Linked DNA regions of Homo sapiens: all the other regions are linked to region 3. A link is a contact called in ENCODE Hi-C or POLR2A ChIA-PET data. All regions are on one chromosome and are shown on one strand. The core of a region is the stretch at or near the end of the contact, and the rest is flanking DNA. Distances in the headings are between cores, read along the strand shown. Region 1 holds the start of CUL5 (cullin 5). Region 2 holds the start of ALKBH8 (alkB homolog 8, tRNA methyltransferase). Region 3 holds the start of DCUN1D5 (defective in cullin neddylation 1 domain containing 5).

Region 1 (4,307 bases), core at 332-2,831, 4.9 Mb before region 3:
TGATATACAGTACTGCCTCTTAGTAAAATTTGTTCTTCATTTTATGAGACAGTCCCATCTATTAGACAATCAAATATCAGTGGTCTAAAGAAGACATGATGGTTAGGTTCCTGTATATTTTCTATTATTTTCTAGTATTCATCCACATTGCCTGAAGGCATGAGAGGCCTCAGGAAGAAGTGGTTCATCCTTTGTATTAGGCTGGTGCAAAAGTGACTGCGGTTTTTGCCATTAATATTATGTTCCCTGAGCTATTCACTACCCCCATTTCTGTCCGTACTTTTAAGGCAAATGATTAACTACTACAGACACATACACAGAACAGACTAGTTCTAAGTCTTCCTCATTCTTCTCCAAACTTTTTAACTGGTGGAGAATCTGCCCCTGTGGGCCTAGATCTCCCTTGCTATATAAAACTAACTTTAAATACTGTCTTTGACAAGGTAACTTTCCTGCGCCCTAAAACGATGGTATCGCTTCATCAGTTGTCATCTGGTTGTGTCCTGTAACTGGGTGGGGGTTAGAAAGCAGTTTCCTAAGGAAAAAGATGAACTCAAGAATGGGAGAATTAGGAGGGAAGGTGTAACACGCAGAAAAGGGAGGAAGGGGGGTGGAGTGGGAGGCACTGCTGGTCTGACTCGGAATTTCGTGCAGACAGAACGAGAACAGAAATGGAAGAAGTGGGGGGTCGAGTCACTGAAACCTGTTAGGCAGCATTTTCTTGGTTTTTCCTTTGATGCGTCTTAGACATTGCTTTACAAGAAACTGAGACCTAACAGTACTAACGGCCCAGCTGGTCAGGACACCGCACGACCATTCATCTCCCGCTCCCGGCCAGAGCTGGTCCCTTGAAAGCATCGCTCCTCGCCAGCGCTCAGCCAGGCTTTTCTCCCAGCGGCCAGTCGGCGGGAGCGACCACCAGAGCCTGTCGACCCCAAGGCCACAGACCCGCGTTCCGGTACTCGCCGGCTGCCACCGCGGCTTCCCTGCCAGTGGACAACCCCTGAACACTCCCACACTTCGCAGCTGAACCTGAGCCGTGCCTTTCCCAAAGAGCCGAACCCGGCGGCCACACAGTAAAACCCAAGCTGGAGTGAGGGTCTTACCTTTAACAGATTAGACGTCGCCATGTTCTTTAACTTGGACTCTCGCGAGACGACGCGAGAATTCGTGGCGCTCCCGGCCAGGCCTTGACCGGAGGCCGGAGCTCCCACCAGGGCCCAGGGCCCGTCGGCCCGCACCAGGGTGTGGTGGGCGCTGGAGCAGCGCGCCGACAGCGCTGACCTCGTCCCAAGCACCAGGAGCTTCCTCACTCTTCTCCCCTACATGGTCACCGGAGCTTCCCCACGCGAAAGACCTCATGCACGCGCTCAGGAAGACCGGAACGGCGAATGCTGAGAAGGTAACGGGAGCCGACCTGACTTGGAAGAGGAAGCATCGACTCCACGAGCCTCCCCGACTCCTTCGGATTAGCCTTTGTGGTTGCACCCGCCGCGGCCACCTGCAACGAATTTAGCTCGGCTTAGGCCCCGCAGCTCAGGTTCCGCGGCCACGTCACGTGACGCGAGGGCGGGGACGCGCTCGGGAGCGAGCGTGGGAGCCTGGAAGCCTCGGTGGGTCCCGAGGCTGCAGCGAGGCCGGGACCGTGCCCTCTGCTGGCGGGACCTGGCGTTTTCCGGCACCCCGCCCCAAATCCCGGACTCGGTGTTAAGGGAGGTGCATTGTCCTGAAATGCTTACAACAGCTGTCTTCAATAACTCGTGCATAGAATGCGCCCAGTAAATATGTGTTGACTGCACAAGCGTGATGACTCTTAATATTTCTATTCAGGAATGCTTGGCACTTAGATAAAATATTGTTCAGTGCTTTGGGAGGCCGAAGGGGGAGGATCACTTGAGGCCAGTTCAACACCCTCGTCATTACAAAAAAGTTTGAAAAAAAAAAAAAAAGATTGTTTAGAGAATGAATATTAATCTTCGATTTTCTGAAGGCACATTATCCTAGAAGATCCTAAACCATAAGCCTCCGGGTTTTACCCCTTCAGACCACACACCACTGGCCAATGAGATAATATAATTTACATGTGGAACCTGCAGGATACCTGGTATTGTATTTTGCAGGTTTACAAACAGCCTTCATACGGCCATAATGCGTAGAAATAAGTAAGAGCTCTGGACTAAGAGAAGAGGGATGGGCCTACTTAAAGAATCCAATCAAGTAGTTAATACTTGTTTGAGCACTTGTATATACTAGGCACAGGAAATACAGGATTAAATAAAAGAGAAGACCCCTGCTCGTTTGGAGTTTATGGCCTAATAAGGTAGCCAAATGTTAAGGATGGCTACACAAGTCAAATATTACTTAGTGGGAGTTGTGATAAATATTGCAAAGAGGCCGGGCGCAGTGGCTCACGCCTATAATCCCTATAGGGCCCCGTGGCTCACGCCTATAATCGGCACTTTGGGAGGCCGAGACACCTGCGGTCAGGAGTCCGCGACCAGCCTGGCCAACATGGTGAACCCCTGTCTCTACTAAAAATACACAAATTAGCCGGGCATGGTGGCGGGCACCTGTAATCCCAGCTACTCGGGAGGCTGAAGCAGGAGAATCGCTTGAACCCTGAAGGTGGAGATTGCAGTGAGCCGAGATCGCGCTATTGCACTCCAGCCTGGACGACAGAGCGAGACTCTTGTCTCAAAAAAAAAACAAAAAAAACAAAAAAAAACTACAAACAAAAAAATACAGTGTGCACTTGAGAGCGTAGGAAGGGAAAGGAAACTAGTATCCTAATCTCCATCTACCCAAGCCACCCTTTGCTTATGCTTAACTGAACCTTAAGACAACTTTTGAGAGCTTGATTTCAGCGTCCTACTGTCAACCGAAGCATTCCAATTTTCCTAACTCACTTGTTCTGGAAACACCACTGCTACAACTCTGACTTCAATAAGTTCTCCATTCCATTGACCCCACCTGTTATCTGCCATCTCCTGTTTTCACTCTTTCTCATCCAATTTAGAATCGGCCCACTGTTATAAAAATGTTTAAATATTTAAAATGCTTAAATATTTATTTCTTAAAAATAGCGCAGGCACATAATACAAAATTCAGAAGGTGCTAAAAATAATACAATCAAAAGTAGTCTTCCTTCGACTTTCTGGGGTGATGTAATGTTCTATATTGTGGTAGGGACTTCAGTTATTCAGGTGTATGCACTTGTCAAAACTCAGCCAGTATACCCTTAAGATTTATGCATTTCAGCCAAGCACAGTGGTGCAATCCTGTAAGCCCAGCACTTTGGGAGGCGAAGGCAGGCAGATCACTTGAGCCCAGGGGTTCGAGACCAGCCTGTGCAAAGTAGCTATCGCTATAAAAAATAATAAAATTTTTAAAAAATGTGCATTTAATTCAAAGAGAAAATAGTTAACAAAATTTGAAGTTTAATGCTACCCATACTGAAGAATTTAGGAGTAAGTGAATCTATATTTATAATTTACTTGGAAATGTATCAAAAAATAAGATGAACTGATGGTTGGGTAGAAACACTGATAAAGCGGGCCTGGCGTGGTGGCTCACGCCTGTAATCCCTGCACTTTGGGAGGCCGAGGCAGGTGGATCACCTGAGATCAAGGGTTCAAGACCAGCCTGGCCAACATGGTGAAACCTTGTCTCTACTAAAAATACAAAAAATTAGCCGGGAGTGGTGGCGGGCACCTATAATCCCACCTACTCAGGGGGCTGAGGCAGGAGAATAGCTTGAACCCAGGAGGCAGAGGTTGCAGTGAGCCAAGATTGCGCCACTGCACTTCAGCCTGGACAACAAGAGTGAAACTCTGTCTCAAAAAAAAAAAAAAAGTATGTATATATATATATATATATATATATATATATGGCAAGTATAGTAAAATGTTAATGGTAGAGTCTAGGTGGTGGCTATGCTAGGGTTCCCTGTGTAAAACCAACTCATCTATATGTTTAAAATTTTTCATAATTAAATATTCGGGGAAAATTTTTAAAAAATAGGCCTGCCTTCCTCCACAGTCCCCCAGGCATCCATTCTTTCTTCTCATAGACAACAGTTATGTTTCTTGTGAATGCCTAGGACATTCTGTGCATGTATAAGCATTCATGTATGTATTATTTTTTCTCTCCCCACAAATGATGGTATACTACATATATTCTTTAACATATTTGTTTTCACTCAGCAGTATGGTATAAATTACTGAAAAAAAAATTTGTGCCTTTTTTTTTCACACTTTCTTTTCTTCTTCTTCTTTTTGAGACAGAGTCTTGCTCTATCGCCCAGGATA
Region 2 (4,235 bases), core at 81-2,580, 4.5 Mb before region 3:
TATTGTTAGTCCACTGTGGTGCACTGCAGATAGGGGCCATTGTATCAACAACATGGGAAGGTGATTCCTCTTCCCCTACACCTTTCCCTCCCTGCACTCACATAGCTCATAAACCAATGCAGGTAGAAGGATTATGGTACATTTATATAACAAATAACAGAGCAGGAACAACTGCTAATCATCACCCTCTCCTTTGTCTTTTACTTATGATCTGTTACCAGCTCTTTTTTCTTTCCCTCTGCCACTACTGGGCTTGTTAATATTTCGTTACTTTTCACTTCATCAGTCATCTTCTAGTCTCTCCTCCCACTTGCCACAAGAAGCTCTGGTCATATCATTTCATTTCTCTAACCTTCCTCCCTGCAACTCCCACTCTGCAGGCCTACAGAATTCTGTCTTGCTTCCTTCACCATTCTTCCACACATCTTTCTATTACTCTGTGGTACTCACCATTCCCCTGGCACATTCATGCATATTCACTTCCTTCCCTCCCGCCCATGCAATGCCATCTTTCAGACCCCAGGATCCTCTCCCATATCTCTGTGAACCCTGAATATCTGAGACAGGTCTCAGACAATTTAGGAAATTTATTTTGCCAAAGTTAAGGACGCCCGCCCGTGACACAGCCTCAGGAGGTCCTGATGATATGTGTCCAGGGTGGTCGGGGCACAGCTTGGTTTTATACATTTTAGGGAGACATGAGGCATCAATCAATATATGTAAGATGAACATTGGTTCCGTCCAGAAAGGAGGGACAAATTGAAGCAGAGGCGGGCCAACTCAAAGTGAGGAGGGGGCTTCCAGGTCGCACGTATTACAGCTGAGAGACAAATGGTTGCATTCTTTTGAGTTTCTGATGAGCCTTTCCAAAGGAGGCAATCAGATATGCATTTATCTCAGTGAGCAGAGGGATGACTCAGAGGGATGACTTTGAATAGAATGGGAGGCAGGTTTGCCCAAGCAGTTCCTAGCTTGACTTTTCCCTTTAGCTTAGTGATTTTGTGGCACCAAGATTTATTTTCCTTTCTCACCTCTAATAAGATTCAGGAGGAAATATGCACGAAGAATAGAAGGTGCCAGGGGACATTGCTGAAAGACCAAAGGGCCCAAACCTGTTTGACCTTGTCCATTTGGAGAGCAACAGATAAAAATATAGCTGCACTACCAATTATTACTACTCCCCCCAAAAAGACAACTGAATTTTCAGTGTAACAGACAGCACTTTACAAAGACACTTGGTCGAAAAAGGGTCACTCCCGGGCTCTGGGAGGCGAAGAGGACTGTGGGAGCGCTGTTCGTTGTCCCGCGGGCTCATGGGAAATGTAGTGCAGTTTTCTCCAACATGGCCGCGCCCAGGGGAGATGGCGTGCAAGTATCCGCTGCGGTGTTCTGGTGCTAGAGTGGAGAGGCTGGCAAAGAAGAAGGCACACGCATGGTGAGAATCCGGCCTGAGCCGAAGCGGAGGTGTGTGGCACTTCTTACTGGCGGGCATACGGGCAGCAAATCACCGCTTCCTCTTTTCAGCCTCTTCCGGTCTTCTCTATCCGCCTTGCCAGCTAGGGCTGAGAACCTAGGGAAAGGGGATGGATCCCAGAGGCGCCCTTGGTGCAGTGTGGGCAGTAGGGTGTCTGCGTTGGGTGGTTCTCTCAGTGTTTAGGGTGCATGTGTTTGTGTTTGGTTCGGGCGCTCACGTGGTGCCTGTGTCAATCTTCTGTTTTCTTTGGGGTTGGAGAGGACGGTTGCAACATGGGGCGTGTTAGTGTGGCGCTTCTGGGGCTTTTCTGACCGGTGACAATCGGTCTGATTGCATCGATGCAAAGGCAGTGCTGATGATCTGATCCCTTGCGCAGCTGAGTCTTCCTGTGCTCTTATTTGAGCAATCCCTGCGACTCCTGGACCTCTGGTAGCGTCAGCCTGTTATTTTGATAGATTTCATTGAATATTTATTGTCAGTTGTATGTCAGGCACCAAGTCTGTGCCCTTAAATAGATGACAGTTTTCTGGCCGAAGCCCAACACAAACAGGCAATTATAATACCATGTGAGAACTCTAGAGATAGAGGTCCATGCTAGGTGTTAATGAAAACGTTGAAGAAGGCCACCAAACTCAGAATTCTGGAGGAGGGGAGGTTTAGGAGGTAAGACAGCAAAGTCGATTTAGGTTTATTCGACAAATGGTTATTGAGTGGCTGCTAGGTGCTAAATCCTGTTTAAGTGCTGGGTGCTACAGGGTGAACAATAGAGACAAAATCTCTACTTCATGGAGTGAGTGTTCTTTATTCAGTTATGGGGAAAGACAGAATAAACAAATTAATGAGAGTGTAAGAAAATATGTAGTAAGTGTTATTCAAAGAGTTAAAACGGGGTGCCGTGACAAGTGATGGGGTGAATTTTTTTCTAAAAATTTTAAATCTTTATTTTCTTTTTAAATAGATGATGCAGTTTAAATAGCTACTAACTTCAAAAGTCATGAAAGAAGAAAGCTCCCTTTCATTCCTTTACTCATCGATCCATTTTCCTTCCCTGGAGGCAACCCATATCACCAATTTCTTGTGTGTCCTAAAGATTTATATGTAAACTCTGTATACCAGTGCCGTACGTTAAAATTGGGCCTCGTTTGATAGGAAGTTAGATTCTTTCTAATCTTTGCTATTAATTATTAGGTTGTGCAAAAGTAATCATGGTTTTTGCATTTTTTTAAACATATAAGTATAGGAACATTTGTCTATACTGCTTGTTTCATAATAGGCTCTCTATTATTCAAGGAGGGCATGATGTACATACTACTATTACCACGTAGGGCAATATCTAGTAGGATATATTGGCTTTAAACTCACTAACAAGCAAGTAGCAGAGCATGCATAATCTCCAAACTTTCATTATCCCACAGAGAGTACGCTTAGGCTGGAGCTGGCTGAACCGGACTCAGCATGGCTAGTATCATAGTTAATAGTGACTTCACTCCAGTAATGTCACAGGGAGCATCCAAGTATCTGTGCATTAGTGGAAACTCTGGCCAGGGAAGTGGCTTTGTCAGAAGGGGGCACCTCCAGACCTCAGCAGCTGGTATCAGCCTATCCTTGTTGAGATGACTCAGATATGTTGGGCCAGCACATTGCCTAGCCACTGGAATGGTGGAAAACTGAGCCTCAAAGGCCATTTAGTGTCTTTCTTCACGTGCAATAATATTGCATGACTGAGGGAGAGAAAAAGGAAAGGGATGACAAAAATGTGGTTATGAGGCTCCACCTGCTGGTGCTGGACTCTTAGTGGCAGACATTTTAAAAAGATATATTTAGCATCGTTTCTTTCTCATTCCTTCTTTGCAGTGTTTGCTCATGTGAAATATTAAAAATTCTGTAGTGCAGTCATCCCTTGTTCTCCATGACATACTGCAAAGTTGCTGTTCCACAGATGAAGATCTTGAAATGGAATGGCTCTAAAATAGCTCCTTTGAAGGGCCTCAGATATTCTTTGTTTTGTTAAGCCATTTTGATCTGCTGCTTCTGAAAATCAACAGTAATAAATAAATAATAATAAATAAATTTAATTCTAAGAAAGCTATGGGATAGGCACTATTATTTTTATCCCTATTCCTAGATAAAGAAACTGGAACACAGAGCTATATAACCAACTCATCTAGGATTATACAGCTAATAATCAGTGGTTGAGCTGAGATTTGAACCTGGAACATGGACTCCTAAACACTGTATTATATTACCTCATAGCACTGAATGAGGCTCTGTGGTAACTAAGAAAAGTGTGATTTAATCCCGCCTTCAGAAAGCTCACAGTTCAGTGGAAGGGGACAGATACTAAAACAAATAATTATAATTAATGCAATGTTAGACATGTCCATTCACTTATCCCCTTCCTGTCTTAATGACGACTGACTCCTAAACCTTTTTAACCTCAGTTCCTTTCCTAGGAGCCACTTTATTTTGTCACTTGCCAGCCAGACATTGCAACTCTGTATCTCACAATACCTTAAACATTATTCTATCCTAAATATGACTCATTACCTCCTATACTGAGCAGCTCTTCCTGAACCTCCTCCTGACTTTCCAGTTTTGAAGTGGTAGCACTCATCTCTTAGTCACTCAGCCTCTAACTGGTTAACAAGTAATCTTTGATTCCTGTCTCCCTCATATCTGGGTAGTCATCGAGGCCTCTTGATTCCGCCTGAACTTTTCACTCACCCTTCCTCTTTCTCCTCTCCCCCTATTTCGCTTCTTT
Region 3 (4,325 bases), core at 1,319-3,818:
TACTGTACTGAATACTGTAGGCAATTTTAACACAATTGTATTTGTGTATCTCAACATACCTCAACATAGAAAAGGCACAGTAAAAATACAGTATTATAATCTTAAGGGACTATCATCGCATATGCACATCTTGACCAAAATGTCATTACGTGGTGCATGACTGTATTTCTCCCTCCAGACTGGCAGCTCCATGATTGCAGGAGTCATGTCTGCCTTTTATATTCTTAAGCCCAGTAAAGCTCCTGGTTGAAGTGATGATTAAATATTTTTTGAATAGATAGACTAAATGAATACCACACATAGATCCAGCCTTTTGTCTTTTTCTCAGAGTATTCTATGGGTGTGAGTAAGCTCCTATCCAGTTACTGCATTCAGCTCAATGTCCAGGATTTCCAGGTATAGTGGGGTCTTCCTTAGTTCGAAAGTGATTCCTTATGGTCCAATGGCCTATGAACTAAGAAGCAATAATCTACTTCCCACTCTCGCCCAATAAATAATGGTGAAGAAGGGACACAATTATCACAATAAAAAAATTCCTATTTAAAAAAGAACAGAAGATGAGATGTGCAGTGGTCTTTGGTCTATAGCAATGCTGGTAGCCTGCAAGACAGGCATTATGAAATTCCCTACTCTTTGATCAGGCCCTGATTCTACTCTGTGGAAGGACACCCCTTTAACATCATCCTCTGAGATCTTTCTTTCTATCCTTTAGGTTTTATTCCATTTCTTTGGTCCTCCTTGGGAAAAGGGGCTGTTTAGCTTTTGCAGCTCACCAGTTGAAGAAATAAGTTTGGCTATCTCTAATAGTTTTGTCATTATCATTTATTTTGTGTTTTGTTTTGCACATTTTATATAAATTTTATTTAGGAAGAATATGCATAAAAATATCAATTTTTAAGTGTACAATTCAATGAATTTTGACAAGTATATATACTATTACTTCAATCAAGACATAGAATATGTTCATTACCCAAAAAGTTCCCTTGTGTTTCTTTGCAGTCAGTCTTCCCCGGCTTACTCCATCCCTGTCCCCAAGTGTCACTGATATGCCATTGCTATAAGTAAGTTTTACATGTTCTAGAATTTCATCAAATATCCAGCCAGCATTAACATCTCCAATTGCCACAGAGATGTTATCATATTGTTTAAACTGTTTGTGTGAGTCAAATTCAAATAAGAACTGCATACTGAAAATGATTGACATATCCTTTAAGTCTTTTAATTTCCTTCTCTCTCCTCTCGTCCTAATAATTTGTTGCAGAATTTGGGTCATTGTCCTGTAGACTTTTCTGACGTCTAGATATTGCTGATTGCATTGGGTATTTAACATGTTCCTCTGTCCTGTACTTTTTGTAGATGGTAGTTCTATTTAGAGACTTTATCTGATTCTGTTTTGATTTTGGCCTCAGGCATTTTTAAATGGGTTGAAGGATCATATACTTTGACATTCTTTTGGTTTTAAGTAACAGAGAATTGAACTAAATATGCAAAATAGTGAAATTTGTTGCTTCACATAAGTGAAAATTCCAGGGCATATCATGGATTTTGGGCTCATATCATATAATCACATCCTGGTTTTTCTATTTTTCTGCTTGATACTAGTCTCTTCTGAGTTTTGGCTTCATTCTCCATACCTTCTCTGGTTCAAATCCATAGGAAATAAAATTGCTTTCTGGTGGTTCAATTTTGTGTCATTGGCACTCATTGGCCTGGCCTGAGTATGTGTCCATCCTGAACCAATTAATAACACTAAGGAAATATGATATTCGGATTGACCAGATTAGGGTGCCATTGTGAGGGTAGTTTCACAGGAACCACTTCAACTATTACTCAAAGACTTTTAGTCTTCTCCCATCACAGTTGGTTTGCAGAGATTATTTTACCAACAGAATTACTAACGACTTTCTACTATGTCTTTACATACAATAACCATTATTTAAAAACAGTATTTCCACCTAAGTGGAGATGAATAGATTACAGTGTGTTTTGGGTCTAGGGGGAGGTTCCTTAGAACTGTCCCCCAAATTTCTCTCTACTGAGTCGCAGTCACCTACTGTCTCTTATCGGAGAGGTGAGCTCTGTGGAAATAATGGCAGAGCTAAGTTTCAATACAGGACAAAGTGATATGCAAAGGTAGGGAGAAGGGGGAGTGGGTGGCTGATCACAGGCCCATAAAAAAAACACGCAAGACACAGGGTGACAATGCATTTACGGGGTGGGAACACTTCAGGTGAGGTTATCGTGTGGAAGAGCTCAGAAGTGGAACTTGGTCTACTTTACCAGGTTGTTTTTAACGTCAACTGCAAAGTATTAGTAGTTTCACTTTTTGGCGGTGACTGCCAGCATCAGAGCGCGGTAGAAGCTTCATGAGAAAGGTCAGGATACCCTGGACAGGATACAAGAATTCCGCGGACTGCCGCAGTCGACGGGTCAGACAGCTTCGCTCTGCCTGGCCTACCTACGAGTGGCAGAGGCTAACCGGAACCACGCCCCTTCCCGGGACCGGCTCCGCGATTGCGTCACTTCCGGGCCTCAGCGATTCGCCTCCGGGTTAGGCTGAGCCTCTTGCTTGCTGTGACTGGTGGAGCTGCCGCGCTGTCCGCGTTATCTCCTCCCGGTGAGAACGAACCGCAGTGTCCACCGGCGAGGAGCCAGCCCTGTCCCGGTCAGAGAAAGACGACGAGGATACCTGGGAGCGGGCGGCGGCCGGGCTGGGCCGCGCCGGTGCGGGCTGGCGACTCTGCTCCTCCGCTTGCTGCTGTCTCTGGGAACTGGGTGCCAGCGCTGAGGGGCTTCCAGCGGACAGGGACCCCCTTCCCCGGCTCCCCTGCCCACCCTGCCGGGGAGGGCGGAAGATGCCGGTGAAGAAGAAGAGAAAATCCCCTGGGGTGGCAGCAGCAGTAGCGGAAGACGGAGGCCTCAAAAAGTGTAAAATCTCCAGGTACCATCTCCCCCCACCCTTCAAGCTTCCCTCCTCCCTCCTTTGCTGGACAACTGGAGGAAAAGGAGTCGGGCCCGGCCTGCCGGGCTGGGGCTGGAGACAGGTGAGGCCCCTTTGATCGAGCTAGGCTGTAGGTGCCGAACACCGCGAGTCTCCGCGCCCGACCCGACCTCGTGTTCGAGTGTGTGCACGCTGGCGTTTATGGAGAGACTAGAAGAGCCGCCCACGTTAAGAGTCTACGTGCCCTGCAGGGTGGGGAACAGATGCATATGTAAATTGCGCTTCCCCCCACCCCCACCCCCACCCCACAACCGACCCTCGATCCCCTACTCCCGTATCGCTCCTCTGCCTTTTTCTAGACTTAGAAGTGAGTACATATCCGCAGAAGGGTCACTTCTAGAATTTCTTTGTAGAGTGTGAAGAAAGCAGAACATAAGGAATCTTGACAACTGTCTTGGGAATGGTAGAAAGGAAAACTTGTATGCTATAATTGGCCTCCATATTTAGTATTTGGAGTGGCCTAACCCGGAAGGTCCCAGCAGGAGGCCTTTTAAATTGCAGGAGCCCCATTTTCTGGAAGTATAGTGCCTCACCTATGCCAAGTCCCTGTGTGCAGAGTTGGAAAGGCCCTGCATGCTTTTTGTCTTCTAGCATTCAGGACGCTGTTAGCTCTCAGCATAAATTAAATAATTTGTGAGCTCTTGTACTCTGTCCTACTGGTAAGAAAGAAGACAAGGCAGAACTATATAGTAGTAGCTCTTTGATCCCCTTGTAGCATATCATGGAGGCATCACAGCAAAATTTATGCTACAAAAAAACTGCAATTTTGGTTTGAGAAATGGTTTTTTTGTTTTTTTGTTTTGTTTTGTTTTTCTGAGACGGAGTCTTCCACTGTTGTCCAGGCTGGAGTGCAGTGGCGCGATCTCCGCTTACTGCAACCTCCGCCTCCCGGGTTCAAGCGATTCTCCTGCCTCAGCCTCCTGAGTAGCTGGGATTATAGGCGCCCGCCACCACGCCCTGCTAATTTTTTGTATTTTTAGTAGAGACGGGGTTTCACTATGTTGACTAGGCTGGTCTTGAACTCCTGACCTCGCGATCCGCCCGCCTCGGCCTCCCAAAGTGCTGGGATTACAGGAGTGAGCCACCTCGCCCGACTGAGAAATGCTTTTTTAAAAAATAACCATATTAGCTGCCTTTTCATCAATGGTTGGCACTTGATATGACAACTTCAGATGCTACTATTGAAAGGAGACTGTAGCCAGGATTATAAGAAGGAAATAATGATAGAGCTCTCCTTAAAGAGAGATCTGCTTAAACTGTGAGGTAGATGACTTACATAGTCTGCATCTTCTTTTTTGTAATTGGTCGACTTTTTTCCCTCATT

The links. Hi-C counts contacts between places; a loop is a spot of excess contacts on that map. ChIA-PET counts read pairs that join two places held with the same protein, here RNA polymerase II (POLR2A). Pooled maps may share reads with other maps.
Region 1: a pooled map shows a loop between it and region 3 (6-fold over the local background). The contact joins the promoter of CUL5 here to the promoter of DCUN1D5 in region 3. A Hi-C loop is called at or near these places in 2 of 168 maps with a recorded cell type or tissue (CD8-positive, alpha-beta T cell and naive thymus-derived CD4-positive, alpha-beta T cell) and 8 of 50 pooled maps. POLR2A ChIA-PET finds 5 or more read pairs at or near these places in 1 of 52 experiments (activated CD4-positive, alpha-beta T cell).
Region 2: a pooled map shows a loop between it and region 3 (9-fold over the local background). The contact joins the promoter of ALKBH8 here to the promoter of DCUN1D5 in region 3. A Hi-C loop is called at or near these places in 7 of 50 pooled maps.

What each region holds. Positions count from the first base shown.
Region 1 is chr11:108,006,172-108,010,478 of GRCh38, reverse strand. CUL5 (cullin 5) reads right to left here and starts at 1,581. Exons shown (of 19, transcript NM_003478.6): 1 at 1,107-1,581. The coding sequence starts at 1,130. RefSeq lists enhancers at 1,067-1,256, 1,357-1,456.
Region 2 is chr11:107,562,830-107,567,064 of GRCh38, reverse strand. It overlaps ALKBH8 (alkB homolog 8, tRNA methyltransferase), which reads left to right and starts at 1,330. Exons shown (of 12, transcript NM_138775.3): 1 at 1,330-1,464. RefSeq lists enhancers at 1,038-1,097, 944-1,460, 1,168-1,657, 1,461-1,979.
Region 3 is chr11:103,090,403-103,094,727 of GRCh38, reverse strand. It overlaps DCUN1D5 (defective in cullin neddylation 1 domain containing 5), which reads left to right and starts at 2,568. Exons shown (of 8, transcript NM_032299.4): 1 at 2,568-2,941. The coding sequence starts at 2,856. RefSeq lists enhancers at 2,114-2,163, 2,234-2,283, 2,213-2,830, 2,831-3,448 and a silencer at 2,974-3,268.